2 separate regions of the Homo sapiens genome follow, and region 1 is linked to region 2. The links are chromatin loops, found by intact Hi-C in ENCODE. Cell type or tissue: OCI-LY7. All regions are shown on one strand.

Region 1 (8,000 bases), 71 kb before region 2:
TTTTTTACTGTTTAAAGTGTGTAAGTTGACAATAAATCACCAATGTTTTGTAAGCCAGTAAGCAGAGTTACATCTGGCCAACGTGAATTCACATACTCCTCCAGTCAATTAGCCCATGACCATTAATTAATATAAGATTTTAGAGGCAAAAAATGTAAACAAAATTAAACAAAACAGTAAAACATTTAAACCATAATATATCCCAGTCATTGTCATAGGAAAATGTGGGTAAGTGTAATGTTTTGCAGTCATGAAAATAAAGGACAAGAAGGGGTGTGGCCTTCCCTTCACCTTATGTAACAAATAATTCAGTTTTTTAAAAGTGTCATTTATGGAATGATGGTCAATGGTGGATATTGGAGTAATGCAAAGAGTCTTGGAGGATCATATTTTATTCCATGAAATTAGGAAGAACATGCAGGACTGTTAGATTACAAAGCAACGTAAAATACCTGGCAGGGGGTGCTTCATTTAAAAGTTATACTAGAATTGATTTACAGGTATTAAAAGTGTCTTATGTTCCCCTTATTCTATTTAAGGTACCTCTGATTACCCAACCATGGGTTTCAAAGGGGAATTAAAAATTATACATCATAATTTTAAGAAATGCTTAGCAGCAGCTGCTGAGCTCTGTTTCATTGTGATGCAAAGCTTGTCAGCTGGATTATTAACAGTGATTACTCAGGGTCACAAACCATATATCCTCTAGCTTCCTGCTTAATGCTCAAGTTTACATGAAACAGAAGCATGCAAGGATGTCATCTTCATGTAATTGCTATGTCATTACAGGGTAATTACATGTATCTTTGGAGACATGGCTGTGTTTGGAATTTGTAGAAAAAATGGGCAAATTCACCAGTAATTACAAAGCAGCAATCACTGTGGCAACATGGAATAGCCTGCTGCATTTTATATTTGCCATAATATAAAATGATGCAAGTATTTTACAACATCTATTTCATCACACAGAGCCTACATTTTGTCAAAGATATGAGTTGTTCCTTTACAGCAAGGGTGGTGAATTTTATTGTCAGTTGTTAAAGAATTGGCAAAGTGTTCTTTTTTTATTTTTAATGTAGATGAGACTTAGATGAAGTTCAAAGTTTCCAAGATTAGTGCCTTATTCTGTGAAAGTGAATGGGGTAAATATCCCTTCATTTTCATTAGTGCTTTCTATACAAAATGGTATTAAGATTAACTCTCAATTACTTGTGATGTATCCTTTCGAATTTAACAGTCCTGCCGCAAGCCCTTTAGGAATCTTAATTGTGGAAAATAGCAAATAGGTTCATGCTGTCTCATAGGGCAAACCTTAGCAAAGGAGCCAGAGGCTTCCAACGGCCCTGAGAGGGCAAACTCCAGCCTAGTGCACAGGCAGCCCCAGTACCACTGTCCTCAGCGCCTCAAGCAGGGTAAGTGAAATCTACAGCTTTTTAAGGAAATTGTTATTAATTCATTGTGTGCATATAAGCACTACAGATAAAAGATAGACCTTAGTACCTATCAGCTAGCTAAATTTTTCTATTCATTCTTGAAACACAATTTTCTTCTTTAGAAAAGGGCAATAATTTAAGAAATTATGGTGGGTGAGGGAACAATCTAGCTAATATTACTTTTTATTTTATTTTATTTTTTGAGATGGAGTCTCGCTCTGTAGCCCAGGCTGGAGTGCAGTGGCGCTATTCTCTCAGCTCACTGCAACCTCTACCTCTCGAGTTCAACTGATTCTCCTGCCTCAGCCTTCTGAGTAGCTGGGATTACAGGCACAGGCCACCACGCTCAGCTAATTTTTTATCTCTTTCAGTAGAGATGTGGTTTCACCATGTTGGCCAGGCTGGTCTCAAACTCCTGACCTTAAGTGATCCACCTGCCCGGGCCTTCTAAAGTGCTGGGATTACAGGCATTAGCCATTGCACCTGGCCTAATGTAGCTAACTTTAATAGTACCTAGGAATGCACTCCTTTGTGTTCACCAAGTACTTCGCTTGGTTTCAAGTACAAAATACTAAATAGAAACAGGTTTACCTCGATAAAATGGAATTTTCCAAAAGTTTATAATTTTAATTAATAAACTTTCTAGAAATGGAGAGGAAAACTCTTCTTGATTTTTAAAAGTAAAAATAAATACAAAATTGATATCTTTTTCATATTTCTTCTGTAGTTTATCTGATTTAAAAGACAGACACTGAATGGATTGTTTTCTAGTCTGTGGATAATCAAATATGGATTTACAACTGAACTATACCTCTTAAAACTGGATAGAAAGAAGCAGATGTGGAGTTCACAGTTTACTTCAGAACTGGAAAAAAGGCCAAACTTCATAATAATAAAATACTCTGAATAAAATATATTGTGATATTGTTAAGTTACCTGATAAGAGAAATTTTATGGAATAAAATATTTCCTTTTAAGGACTTTTTTAGATTGATTTAAAATCATATTAAATATTATAAAACATTTTAATCTTATGTAAAAATGGTTAGGTTTTTTATCCTGTGTTCCTATTTATTTTAGTTTTTCTGGTGTTTACCTATCTATAGCATGACATTTATATATTTTTATAAATGACATTCAGTAAAATGTACTCTGCCTTCAAAATTCAGACAACTACATGTCTTTTGGTTTTCATTAATATCCTCAAATCTTTGTAACCCAAGTGTTATGAAGACAATTGAACTTCTGTTCATAAACTCAGAGTGGAATTGCTGCTGTCATCCAAAACACATACCATAAGTAAAAGTCTGACAAGCTTAGCTTTGCTAATTGTGTCAGTGGTTGAAAGTGTTTAAGCTTTGAAGTCAGAAACCCTTTGCTGTAAGATTTGGGTCAATCTGCCTTACTTTTCTCAATGACAAGACAGGGGAAACAATTAGTGTAATACTTACCCCACTGTTTTGTTAATGAGGATTAAGTAAAAACAAAACAAGACATCTGCAAGCCAGTTCACAGTTGACCAAGGGTTTCCTGTGCATCCCATTTATCCTTTTCTGACTAGAAGGCTCAAATGACTTACCTATGGCACACAGCCATGAGCTAGCAAACGGAAATTTGAGCCTAGCTTTCTGGCCTCTAAGTCCAGTACTTTCTCTCCTAATTGACAAATAATAAATAAGGAGATGCTCTGAAATACAGAAAGTACTGTAGACACCAACAGTATTATATATACTTGGCCCAATTTGATTAAAAACAACTCAACAGCTTTTTTTTGTGACACTTGGATCTTGACGATCCAATCAGAGGACAATGATCACAGAAATACGAATTGGATTTCTTTTCTTGATAAAAAGATTGCTTGTCATTATTCAGCTTGTGTATCCTATTGAACGTACCTCAATGTGAAAAAGTCTACCTTTAAAACTGGGTGCCTATATAGCTACCTACTGGTGTGGTAATGGCTACACATATATTTTTCAGCATTTCAAATATATGCATTGCTTCAGAGTGAATTATGAAGTGAAATTCCATTTATTGTTTCTTATTTTTCCATTGGCACCCCCATATTCTTAAAGACAGGTTTCACTATGTAAAAGGTAGGAGATTTTCTGGGTGGGAAAGGTGCCTGGTCCTCCCTAGGTGCCAAGAGCAGTAGTCATTGGTGGGGAGGGAAGGGAAAGTGCTCAGGGGCCTCTGTGGACGCAGTTTTCCAGGGCTAAGATAATTAGTTGCCTAGAATACTTTTGAGAAATTACTCCTCCTTTTTGGGAGCTGTAGGAAAATTCAATAAATGGAATTTCATTGCTATGGATGAAGAAGTCAGACAAACTTTTACATTTCCAGTTGCTAGTCATTTTCAATCTCAAATAGCAACATTTTCAATCTATCAATACTCGTTGATCACCAATTATATGCAAGAATCTGTACCCTAATTTTTCATATCTATAATTAAATCGCATATAATGAGTTTCTATTTTGAAAGTTGAATGTATAGCCTTAAGTTTAAGGCTATAAGATCAGTTCAGAATCATCAGGTTTTACAATTTCATACAAAAGCAAAAAACGGGAAGAAAGAAAATTCTTAATTTCTTTAACATGATTTCTGAGATCATCATATTTAAAGCAACAACATAAGGGTTCAAAGTATATCCCCCAACTATGATTTCAACCAATACAAGTGAAATCACAAGTGAAATCTACCATAGGATATTTTCTACATTGAGAAAGTTCATTCTGGCTCAACCGCGGTGCAAATCGCCAGCCTCTCCACCCTAAATATCTCCCCGTAGCTCAAAAGGCACAGAAGAATAGCTGAAATTGTAATGGAACTGACCTATGCACACATTCTCATCGTCCAGTTGTGCAGAAGCATTTCTGAAGTAGCCCAGCCTGCATAACTCACAGTGCTGCCCTCTAGTGTTGTGTTTACAGCTCACGCAAATGACTGTATTTAGCAGATCGATATAACTGCATCGATTGGAGTGGCCGAAGCATTCACAATCTTGCAAGGAAGAACAGAAATGTATACAGAGTGTATACAGTAGCAGAGTAATAGCATACTACATGCTTGGGTAAAATGAGGGATGGAGAAAAGACGGTGGAATGGCATTACATATATGTGATTCAACACAACACATGGTGGCAACAGGTGGTTGTGACTGGCACGGAAATAGCATCTGTTTCAAGCAGGATAGAAAGGTCGGACATTCGGAACAAGACTGAAGATTGTTAATTCTTGGCAGACAAAATGAACAGAAGCATTTGCAGGTGTACACCTTTTAAAATTTGGGAAGCCTCAGTTTCTAGTGATGAAAAAGTCTATTATTTTTATTTTTTGCAGATGGAGAATTTTAGTGTCTTTGCACCATTTCCCTTGTTTTCATCTTTTCAGCCTTAAAAAAAGTGAGAGGGGACTGTGTGAGCATTGAGAGTCTAAGTACCATCACCATGGCTCCTTTAGCTCTCTGACATCATGCCAAGACAGCAACTCAGTCGGGGTTTCATATACATCATGGCAAATTTAATAGAGTTCTAGACAACTAAACAATTCTTTATTTTTGTTTTTCCCCAATGCTAAGAGAAGATGGCTTTCTTAAGCCTTTCTTCAGACCAAATCTGTATGTATATGTGTGAGAGAAGACAAAAAAAGCAGGGAGATAATTTGTGCGAAAAGGTGCTTTTAAGATTCCCTCCTTTTCTCTTAAGTTTCAAGAATAGTTTGCTACAAAAGAAGAATTAGGTAGCTACTGTAACCCCACCTTTCTTTTCCTTGGTTTCTCTGAAATGTTAGAGGTGTCTCTGAGGCTTAGGAGTGATGGTGGTAATGACTAGACAGGGAGATGAAGAAGAGCATGAGAGTAGTTGGGGAAGGGTGGAGGGTGACTAGATTTCTTCTTTCTTGCATCTCAACTAGAGAAAGAAGTTGTAAATCCAATTCAACCTTTTAAAAATAAATGATAATGACAAAGTCTCTGTTGGTAGAAATAATTATCACAAAAGTGTGAGTGGTAACTAGGTGGGGTATCTGTTTTGTCTTCATGGAATATGAGGGTAGGCCTAGTTGGACATTTATAAGGAAGGTCAGCCAGGATACTGCAAATTTTGTTTGTTTAAAAATATTTCTTGCATCAATATCTGTCTTGCTTTTATTTTATCCCACTAGAAAGCCAAGCACAGTCATTATTTGAACACATTCATTCATTCTTTCATTCATTCATTCAATAAATATTTTTATTGAGTTGGTCTACCTATGTGTCAGGAACTTGGCTAGGTGTTGAGTTACTATTTTGGCCTATATAAAATTTTTCAAATATTATATTTTGATGAGTAGAGTAAAAATGAGTAAGTGTTGTCAAGTAAATAATAATAAGAGGTGGCTAACTTTTAAACTTTTAAAAAAATTAATATGCTACCACTCATCAGAAAAGTTCATATTCATTTGTTAGAGAGCTAGTTACTACAATAGGAAGCTGATAACAAGGTCCTGATGGAATGAAATCAAATTTGGATAGAAGCAGAGGAGGATACTCAAATGGTGAAGAGTAGAAGATAACCAGAAACAGTGTCAGCAACTTCGGGACCCCAGTTGCTAAAAGAGAGGCAAGAAGAAAGGGGGGATGCTGAAGCCAAACCACTTCGTTTATTTGAGGTGAGCTGTATCACCATGTGTACGTGAACAGGGAGAGAAGGGTGAGTGTGAGGACAGGAAGAAGTCAGAGGGGAGGCGAGTATGGAGGAGAGGGAGAGTACTGGGAGAAGGTGGCATTGAGACTCCAATGTAGGAGACAGTGTAAGGAAATATCCATATAAATTTAGTAGTAAAGGCATGCCAAGTGAATAATAATACTACCACCAATAATCATAGAGTTACAGATTACTAAATTAAAATCTCTTGTAAAACAACAAGCATTTCCCACCAATCCTCTGTACCGCTCAGAGTTACGCCTTGTTTATACTGGCATTACTGACTTCTGAGGGAGTCAGAAAAGCTTCTAGAGCCTTCTATGTTTGAGAGTTTGAAATAAAGACAATCTTTCAGGACTAGAGCCTTTTGAGAGCAGTGGTTGAAGGAAGGAAACCCAATTCTCAAACCTAATTGCTTCCCAAGGACTTTTTGAGAACTGCCTGGAATTCCTGAGGAGGGCCAATAACAGCCCTGCCCCTGGGTCGCCTCCTCTGGAAGAGGTCTCTTATTGGCTGTTCTTCTTCATGTTCCCTAACCCGGGTTGGTTCTTGGTACATCTAATTTAATTAATAGAGCTTTGTTCAAAAGCATCTTTTATGTGCAAAAATTCATCTAGGAGCTTTCTACAGCTACATATAAGCTTGTGGCCTGGAAGCTTATTTAGTAAATAAGAAAACATATGCTCAGATAACCAGAAAAAAATAGTATGTGCAGAGAAAAAACAGTGACATAAAGCAATCTAAGTAGAAGGAGAACTTCATTTAACAGGAGGAGAATTAGAAAAAATGTCCTACAGGATGTGCACTCTGAATCTTCCTCAGGGCAGGTAGAGTTTATTAAAACAAAACAAAATAGGAGGGAATGAGCATTTTAGGTGAAAGTAATAGAGTAAAGAGTGGGCAAAGGTATGAAGTTAGGGAAATGTAGAGAATAAGGCTGGTGACTTTTCATACTATGGTTCCTTTGTGGGTACCTAAAGGATTCTGTAGAGTCTGCCCAATGGCCAGAACTACATGCTTTAATCTACCTGATAAAACTTTATCTGAGTAAGAAAACCAAATCTGTAAGATACCCAAGTTCAACAGTTTAAGACCCATTCCATGAATCTCTATAAAAATGTTAAATGTGATATTATCACTACTATTATTAGAATTTAATGAATAGTACACATTTCTGTGGGGACATTAACAATTTATGGGTCTTGTTTAAAAACTAATTTATTAATTTAGAAAGGAAATGATAAATAATTGTATAAGAAATCATGTTCAGCTAAACATGCAATAGTATAAATTTATTTCAAATGATAACTGGATACTTTAAATGTTTTATCAGCATTAAAATGTTTTATGATGTAGAAAATGGGTAATAATAACTTGATTCTTTTAAGACTTCTAGTACTCTTCTGAGACTTTGATAAAGCTGTCATCTCTGGCCATAATATATTTGAGAATATAAAATAAGAAACAGATCTTTGAAAGTGATTTGAAAAACATGAGAGTACTATATAAATGCAAAGTATTTCAAATATGACTCTTAAACTGCTATATTATTTTCTGGTGTTCTGTTAATTTCCTACTTTTTAATACCTGGTCTTTCCACACAGGCACAGAACCTATTAAGGTACAGCTTGAGTTGCATTATCCTACTAAGTTTCTGAAGGGATGATATTAATAGTTTAATAATTATTTGATTCTTCAAATCACTGACCTCCCATGACCTCCCATTTCTTCTTATATAGTATCCATAGTCCAATCCTTATAATCACTTCCTTTTATATACTCCCTTGGCCTTCCACCCTCCAATTATAAGGAAATCTTGATCCCAGTTAAAAGTTGATGCTGGTTAAATTCAACTCTCCAGGAGGTCCTAGCCAGAGCTATCAG
Region 2 (8,000 bases):
AAACGATTAAATGTTAAATTGAATTGAGTTCAGATAAGATGAAAGCAAGTGATCAATATGAAATGGTGCCTGTTGGTGGAGATGAGCCTTGAGCTAACGTCTGAAGGAGAAGCAATCTTTATATAACTGGCAAGAGAGGATCCACATTCCACAAAGGGAAAAAGCAAATAAAAGCATGAAGTGAATAGAATTAACCAGAAAAGAGACTGATATTATTAGCAGGTTTTTTTATTGGGGGAAATAATAGTGGGATAATTATTAATTTTACTTAACTAACATTTATTAAGTGCAAACTATGGTTCAGATAAGGAGATGAAATTAGGCATGATGTTGAACGCAGTTATATTGCAGATTAAATCATGTTTCCTGTGTATTCTAAATGATGACTGAATTGGACTGGATGACCCCCCAGTTTCCTCATGACTATGAGACTTTGCAATGATATACTCCATGTGGCTTTCTGGCACAGAGACTACACAATTCTATACTCCCTCCCTAGGAATACAGCAAGACACTGTTTTATTTGTATTTGCAGTGGGGCTTTTTTCCTTCAGAAAACCATCCAATGAATAAGCCCTGTCATTTCTCCATCATATGTTCATGAAATTCAGGTGTGAAAATGCTTTCTTTTGAAAACTATAATTAGACTAATTCATATTTACAACACAAGGAAAAAACCTGCCTGTAATTCTTTGATTAACTTTTAAAAAGAAGCAGCAATATGAAACCCTGACCATCCATTAGACAAGATATAAAAATGTTCCTAAGAAATTCAGTCAGCCAGCCTTCTGTATGATAAAAGCCAGCCATGGAAAAGCCATGAAACAGAAGGGAGGGAAAGGGCGAGGCACTAAGACCAAACTCAAACATTTGCTCAGAATATTCTCCTGAGCTCATCCTCAAGTAATCAGCCAAAATAAAAACAGATTGTTAAGAAGGGTAGGGAAACTTTTAAAAAAATCTGAAAGGTCTTGAAATCTTCATCTGCCCTTATTCTATTTTTGCTTAAATTGAAAATAGCATCATTTGCCTTGTGCTTTACAGTTTACAAAGTGTTTTAACATATATGCCGTGTTTCAGTTTCACAGCAACTCTGGATTTTACAGCTGATGCAAGAGTCTCAGAGGTTTAGGGACCTGCCCACACCTCTGCTTCATCAAGCAGTGGACACTGAGCACACATCTAGGTCTTCAGACTCCAAAGCTCATGGTGTTTTCACTGCACTACATCATGCACCTGTTCAGCTTTGGCTTCATTTGTGCTGGAATAATGCACAGACTAATTCATGTTCCTACTTAGATCCGGCAACCCCATAGTGGAGGCCACAGTGAAAATTAACTAGTGAACACTTAGCTTTCCAGTAATTAAAGCAGTAGGATAACATGTAACCAACAACCACAGGTATCTAGCATACCTCACATTAGACATCAAGTGGTAGTATTACAAAGGAAATAAAAAGCCTCTTCTCCATAACTCTCCTAAGCTGCCAGCTAGTGCATCCAGAATTTCCACCATTTTAGTTATTCCTTTGGGCAAGGTGTAACCGTCTCTTTTAAATAGCAATTATTTTATTGAGGTGAAAATATCATGGCACACAGACTTAAGAAAATTGATCAGAGAGAGAGTTCTGAGGAAAATGGGTAGAGGTTGGGGTAATTCTGATGGATGGTTTCAGGGATGGGTGCTCTTTGGATGCCCAAGGAGATTGTGATGGTGGTACAAGAGCATGAGACGAGGGAGTGCTGGATATGGGATGAGCTTCACGCTTTCTGCAATGTTGTTCAGGGCTCTCCCTTCCCCTGTTGTTGTCTCTGCCATATTTAAATCAGTCTGTTCCAGCTGAGTACTCCATGGACCCTGTCAGCCACGCTCTAAGATTCTACAAAATAGTGTAGCATAAGCCAAGATGCTAATTTGATGTTACAATTATGAAGTGATCCTCAGAATTGAAATAGCAAACACTCTTTCTTCAGATTATTGCAGCAGGATGCAGACTAGTTTATCATTTCTTCCATAAAGAAGTCATTTCCCGAGTGTCAAAAATGACATCAGCTTTCAACAGGATGAGGAGGTACTGGCAGTGATTAAAATATTTGCTTTTTTCTGGCTGGGTGCAGTGGCTCACACCTGTAATCCCAGCACTTTGGGAGGCCGAGGCGGGTGGATCACTTGAGATCAGGAGTTTGAGACCAGCCTGACCAACGTGCTGAAACCTCATGTCTACTAAAAATACAAAATTAGCTGGGCATAGTGGTGCATGCCTGCAATCCCAGCTACTCTGGAGGCTGAGGCAGGAGAATTGCTTGACCCAGGAGGCAGAGGTTGCAGTGAGCTGAGATCACGCCATTGCACTCCAGCCTGGGCAACAAGAGCGAAACTGTGTCTCAAAAAAAAAAAAAAATATATATATATATATATGTATATATATATATGTTATATAATGTATATATTCATTATATAATGATTATATATGTTATATATTATGTTATATATTTTTATATAAAAATTATATATTATATAGTTCTTACATAACATATATTTTATATAATAATTTATATGTTTATTTTATATATAATTTATATATATTTATTTTATACATAATTATATATAATATAATATATATTATATTTTATATAAGAAATATATAATATATAATATAAGAAATATATAATACTATATATATTATATATATTTTTTCAAACCCATTTCAAAGATCTTTTGCCTTTTTTTTGGAGCTATGTACTTCCATATTGCAATATAAGAACTGATTCTTCTTTAAAACAATGAAATTTATAGAGTTAAAGAAGTGAGATAGCAGTTACACGAGAAGCAGATTTATGTGTCATGTATACAAATCAATAACAAAACTAAGTTTCTTAAGTCTTTCTAGTAATCATGGGAAGAAATATGTAACATGTATTCTGGAGGCATGGACGAGAGATACTCAGTGACTGGTGACTAGATGTTAGAAAGTAGCCTCTCGGCTATGAGTCAAGGACCATATATTAAGTGATCTTTACATCCTAAACAGGGCTTAGCATAGGATGTGCACATATTAGTTGCTACTTAAATGCTTTCTAATATATTGATTTGCTAAGCAGACTGATAATGCAGATAAAATTTCACAGGCATTACTTGACTTTGCAAATACTTTTCAGAATTCAAATAAATTATTTATGTACTACCCATGAATTAGAGACTATCCATTCATTATCATATAAATTATATTACTTGATTTCCTTGCTGAAAATCTTCCAGTGGCTTCCTGTTGCCTATAGGACCTAAACAATTTGGCATTTGCTCATCTCTCCTACCTTAATTTCTATCACTTTCCACCTTGAGTATTCCATACTGTACTTTCTATTTCTCTTCAGGGTCTTTACACTCACTGTTTCTCTTTTTGGAATGTTCTTCCACAGATATTTCCGTGGCCCACTCTTTCACATCCTTTAACTTTTGTTCTGATATTCTGACCTCTCAGATCACCTCTTCCTAAAGTGGCTGTCTTCTTATTCTCTTTCCCTTACCCTGATTCATTTTTCTTCATGGTATATATCACTGCCTGAAATTATATTTATTGTTTTGGTGTGTCAAGTTCAGTACCTGGTATATAATGCCCACTAAACATTTTCCTAAAAAAAATCAATTTTTCTAATCAATATGTTTGAGTGCTATAGACCAAAGGGTTGGTCGGTTGTCAGGCAGGTAAGCAGACCCTGTATAAGACAACAGGGTGTGGCGGGAGCAGCAACCATGTGTGAACAGTTTAGGCTTGATTAAGAGGTATGCAAATAAAAAATAAGTAAAATGTTGTGTCGACCAAATAAGATATATCTGGGGACCAGATTGGGCCCAACTGTTTTGGGTTTACATAAGTTACACAATAAATAGCAGTGACTATCTCGTGATAGTTTTGGAGAAAATACTGTTTTCTATAAATATGTATTTCCACTTCTCTCTTTTCCTTTTTTTTCATCTTATCACACTTAGTATTTTTTCCTTCAGATGTAAAGGTGAATTAGCACGGTGTATGCACTCAATACTGTCTGTTCAGCTCCCTAATGATATGAACAGTGAATGCAAATGTAAACCTATCTGTAGGTTTTCTAATCACAGAAACAGGAAGCTCCAAATTTAAGAACATAGAATCAGTGATGCAAATGTGTTGGGGGTGGGGGAGCTTGCCAAGGACAGACAGAAAATAGAAAAAGTCACCCTTCACTTCTGATGCCTACTCTCAATCAAGTCTCAGATAGGGGCAATTTCCAGAGAAATGATCATCCTATAGGTATGAATAGGTTAATGAAGCTATAAAGCCTTTGTTTGCCCACCAGACCTGTTTTCTCTTCTCTTCCTGGGAAACTAAGGCTTCTCTTAAGCCATTCTCTGATTCTCTGATATCTTAACTGGTCTGTGATAGGGTTCAGATTCAGTCAATCTATTATCATCTCCTATTTATATTTCTCTGCAATCAATGACCATGCTGTATTGCTTCAGGCTGTGATTCACAATCATAAACTGTAGTTTATATTTATCAACTTCATTTATGAGAAAAATTGGGCACGCAGGATGTAATTACATTGTCATGAGCTGCTAAAGACAAACACTGAGGCTCACACATCAGTGACCACAGAAGTCAGACCCGTTCTCCCCAACAGCTCAGTTTGTGTGTCCAAATCTCTATAGCTCTACTGGCATCTAGGAGCTGCAATTTCCTGTGTGTGTGTTTTAAGTTGCCTTGTTCAGATTTCTAGCAAATTGGAGTAACATTTGGTGATAGAGACGTCCGCATTTTCAATAGAACTTTATATTTTTTTGTGAGACAATGATCAGCCTTGTAGCAGTTGGCCATAATTTAGATTAATTTACAGTGGAGCTGTCAAGTCTAGAATTAACAGAGAAAACCTAGCATAAACTAATCTGTCAGTTCAAGGCACAGACTTCAATCCTTTAATCACAGCTAAACTCTTTTACTTCTGGGGCACCAAAGCTGTCCTCACAGCAGGGTGTTATGGCATGTTTGTAATGTCTGAAGGGTAAAAATATGCTCAAATTGCAGTTCAAATACTGTGTTTTTAAGCAACAGCAGCTTGTAGATGTTGTTAAACTCTCTGCCTTTTTTTTTTTCCTGGAATGATTTGATTATCATCGTAAGGTCCTCTTTAGAATTCCTTACTTTCAAAACAGATACACTAAAATTTAGGCTTTTCTCCCCCATAGGTCAGTGCTCTGTATTAGTTTGGAAAAAGATGACCAGATTTTCAGTGGGCTAGATCAACACTAGAATGCAACAAATGAATTGATTGTAAAGAAAAAGTTTACATTAGACAGACTCATCCAGAACAGGAAACCCCCACTCGTGACCAAATCTATGTGCAAGTGGCCATTTGCTGTTGATTAATTCTAGTCATAGATGTCAAAAAAAAAAAAAAATTAAGTACTATCTCCTCATGCCCATCTATTTTCCAGTGCTCAACTTGAGAGTATCATCTTCTTCAATAAGGCTTGAAGAACTAAATTTTTAAAATAACTCAAGTAGAGGTAGCACTTAATATTTCTTAGTCCAGAGTGTAATATTTTCTCTCAATTGCATTTTTCCCCACAAAGATTAAAAAAATTCATACCTTAGGTATTTACTTTCAGGTTGTGCATATTGTTATATATGCATTCTTAGGACATGTAAACACTTTCTCACAGTGTTTAGAGTCACAATAAAAGCTCATTTTTAATTTGATATCTTTCAAAATTTTAACCATGTATTCGAATGGAATGATCTATTATTTGAGTGGTCAGAAATTTAAAAGAAACGATTTGACTTACATAGAAGAGTAGTATATAATGCTATAAATTCCACTGTTACAGTTTCAAATGTTCCTTAGATATATGAAACCAAGTGCAACTTTAATATTCTAACTAAAGAACTTCATCTATATTTCAAATGTTTCTAATCAATATTTTCCTTCATTTCAGATCAACTCACCATTATAATCACAGATAACTGGAAAGTTAAGGACCAGATAGCCTGTTATGAATAATTTACAGCTGTCATTGTGAAAAACGAATTGTTAAATATCACTGAAAAAAAAATATTTACAATTTTATGTCAAAAAATAATTTTTTTCCAGTTCCCTTTGTTCTTTGTTAGCTTTTAAAATCAAGCTGTCCTCTTTCTTCCAATGTTAACTTGGTGATTCAGGATTTCTGGCCATTTCTCAACTATTTCTATCAGATCAGCCAAGTAAAGAATGAAATTAGCTAAAGTTTTTAAGGAACTATGAAATGTCTGTGGAAGAAATGAAGTAGTTAAAATTAAAAGCTGAGCTCTCATATGTTTATGGAGATTTTGGGGTCCAAGACTTTGACAAGGAGGTATTACAATCAAAGTATCTAGAAAATATGTTATAATCCTGAATGAATCATGTTTAGCTTTTCTTCCCTTTCTCATGCTCACTGCATGCCTGCTCATCTTTTCTGGCCCAGTTAAGTATAAATTTAGGAATTTTTTTTAATTGAGATCATGGCTCAATGAGGATCAGGTCAGCAGAAAATAATTTCTTTCAAATAGTACTCTCATATACTATAGGGCATAAGTTAGTCCTCTGTAACCTAGGGAAAGAATCCATGGACACAATTGTCAGGGCCAATTCTGACTGGGGTGGGGCCTAGCAGTGAATGCATTTAAAAATTATATTTGGTGATTTGTGTTGTCTGGTTAGGCACTGCTGATTAGGCCCAGATGGAGACAGACTTGTTAAAATTCTCCCCATCATCAGATTGGTCTTTTATTTTTGAGACAGAGTCTCACCTTGTTGCCCAGGCTGGAGTGCAGTGGCATGATCCCCACTTGCTGCAACCTCCACCTCCTGGGTTCAGGAGATCCTCATGCCTCAACCTCCCGAGTAGCTAGGATTACAGGTATGCGCCAACATGCCCGGCTAACTTTTATATATTTTTTAGAGACAGTGTTTTGCCATGTTGTCCAGGTTGGTCTCAAACTCCTGAACTCAAGTGATCTACCAGCCTTGGCCTCCCAAAGTGTTGGGATTACAGGCATGAGCCACCACCAGATTGGTCTTTAATTCCTATACCCAAAGGATACAATACGTTTCTTCTAATGACTTGACTCCCTTCAGAAAATAGCCAAATTCTTCCTTAAAAAAAAATCATTCTTATAAATTGGTTAATTCATTCAACAGGACTGGCTGGCATGGTGGCTCACACCTGTAATCCCAGCACTTTGGGAGGCCGAAGCAAGCAGATCACTTGAGGCCAGGAGTTCGACACCAGCCTGGCCAATGTGGAAAAACCCTGTCTCTACTAAGAATACAAAAATTAGCCAGGTGTGGTGGTGGGCGCCTGTAATTGCAGCTACTCGGGAGGCTGAGGCACAACAATCACTTGAACCTGGGAGGTGGAGGTTGCAGTCAGCTGAGATTGTGCCACTGCACTCCAGGCTGGGTGACAGAGCAAGACTCTGTCTCTAAATAAACAAATAAATAAATTTATTCATTCATTCAATAAATATTTTTGAGAATATACTTTCTACCAGGTATGTTCTAGGTCAATATCATTTTAATCTTAGCATCGGATTAAAATTTCTTAAAGAGCTTTTAAAATATGTCTATGTGAGGCCTTATGCCAGATGTGCATAATCACTGGATACAACCCTAAGTATAACCAGGATGGAGACACTTTCCAGGCACTGAGGTGACAAAGGTGAGAAGAACAGACTAAATCCCTTTCATAGTGAATACATTTTCATGAAGGTAAAACAGCCCAAAATATGAAGACTTTTGTTTCTGCCACGACGGTGGTCTGGAATACACAAAAATCTTTTTAGGACACAATAATTTATGAACACTTTTGAGACTGTGTAAAACAATGTAGAAAAATCCACTGAGGTCAGAAATAAACAATAAAACCAGAGCATTACTGAAGCCATGGATTACCGAATCTCTGTGGCCTAGAGTTTGAGGGTGGCGGTGGTTGGACTTGTATTG

Evidence for each region. Hi-C counts contacts between places; a loop is a spot of excess contacts. Peaks named below come from ENCODE experiments on the same cell type or tissue, not always from the same donor. Only the 100,000 strongest peaks of a DNase experiment are listed, where the experiment ranks them.
Region 1: a loop joins it to region 2, with 2.8 times the contacts of the local background. A loop is called at or near these places in 1 of 110 quality-filtered maps.

What each region holds. Positions count from the first base shown.
Region 1 is chr1:107,427,184-107,435,183 of GRCh38, reverse strand. NTNG1 (netrin G1) reads right to left here. Exons shown (of 8, transcript NM_001113226.3): 6 at 4,267-4,434. Among named protein-coding and RNA genes, the nearest start is that of NTNG1, 290 kb to the right of the region's middle. RefSeq lists an enhancer at 2,475-3,331. In OCI-LY7, CTCF peaks have their summits at 4,141 and 4,352 (motif pointing left); DNase peaks (open chromatin) are centred at 663 and 4,323; H3K4me3 peaks cover 1,061 bases; H3K27ac peaks cover 2,225 bases.
Region 2 is chr1:107,355,793-107,363,792 of GRCh38, reverse strand. The region is part of intron 3 of NTNG1 (netrin G1); the gene reads right to left. Among named protein-coding and RNA genes, the nearest start is that of NTNG1, 220 kb to the right of the region's middle. In OCI-LY7, no CTCF peak of the experiment used is centred here; DNase peaks (open chromatin) are centred at 1,192, 3,802, 4,142 and 4,662; H3K4me3 peaks cover 4,677 bases; H3K27ac peaks cover 5,811 bases.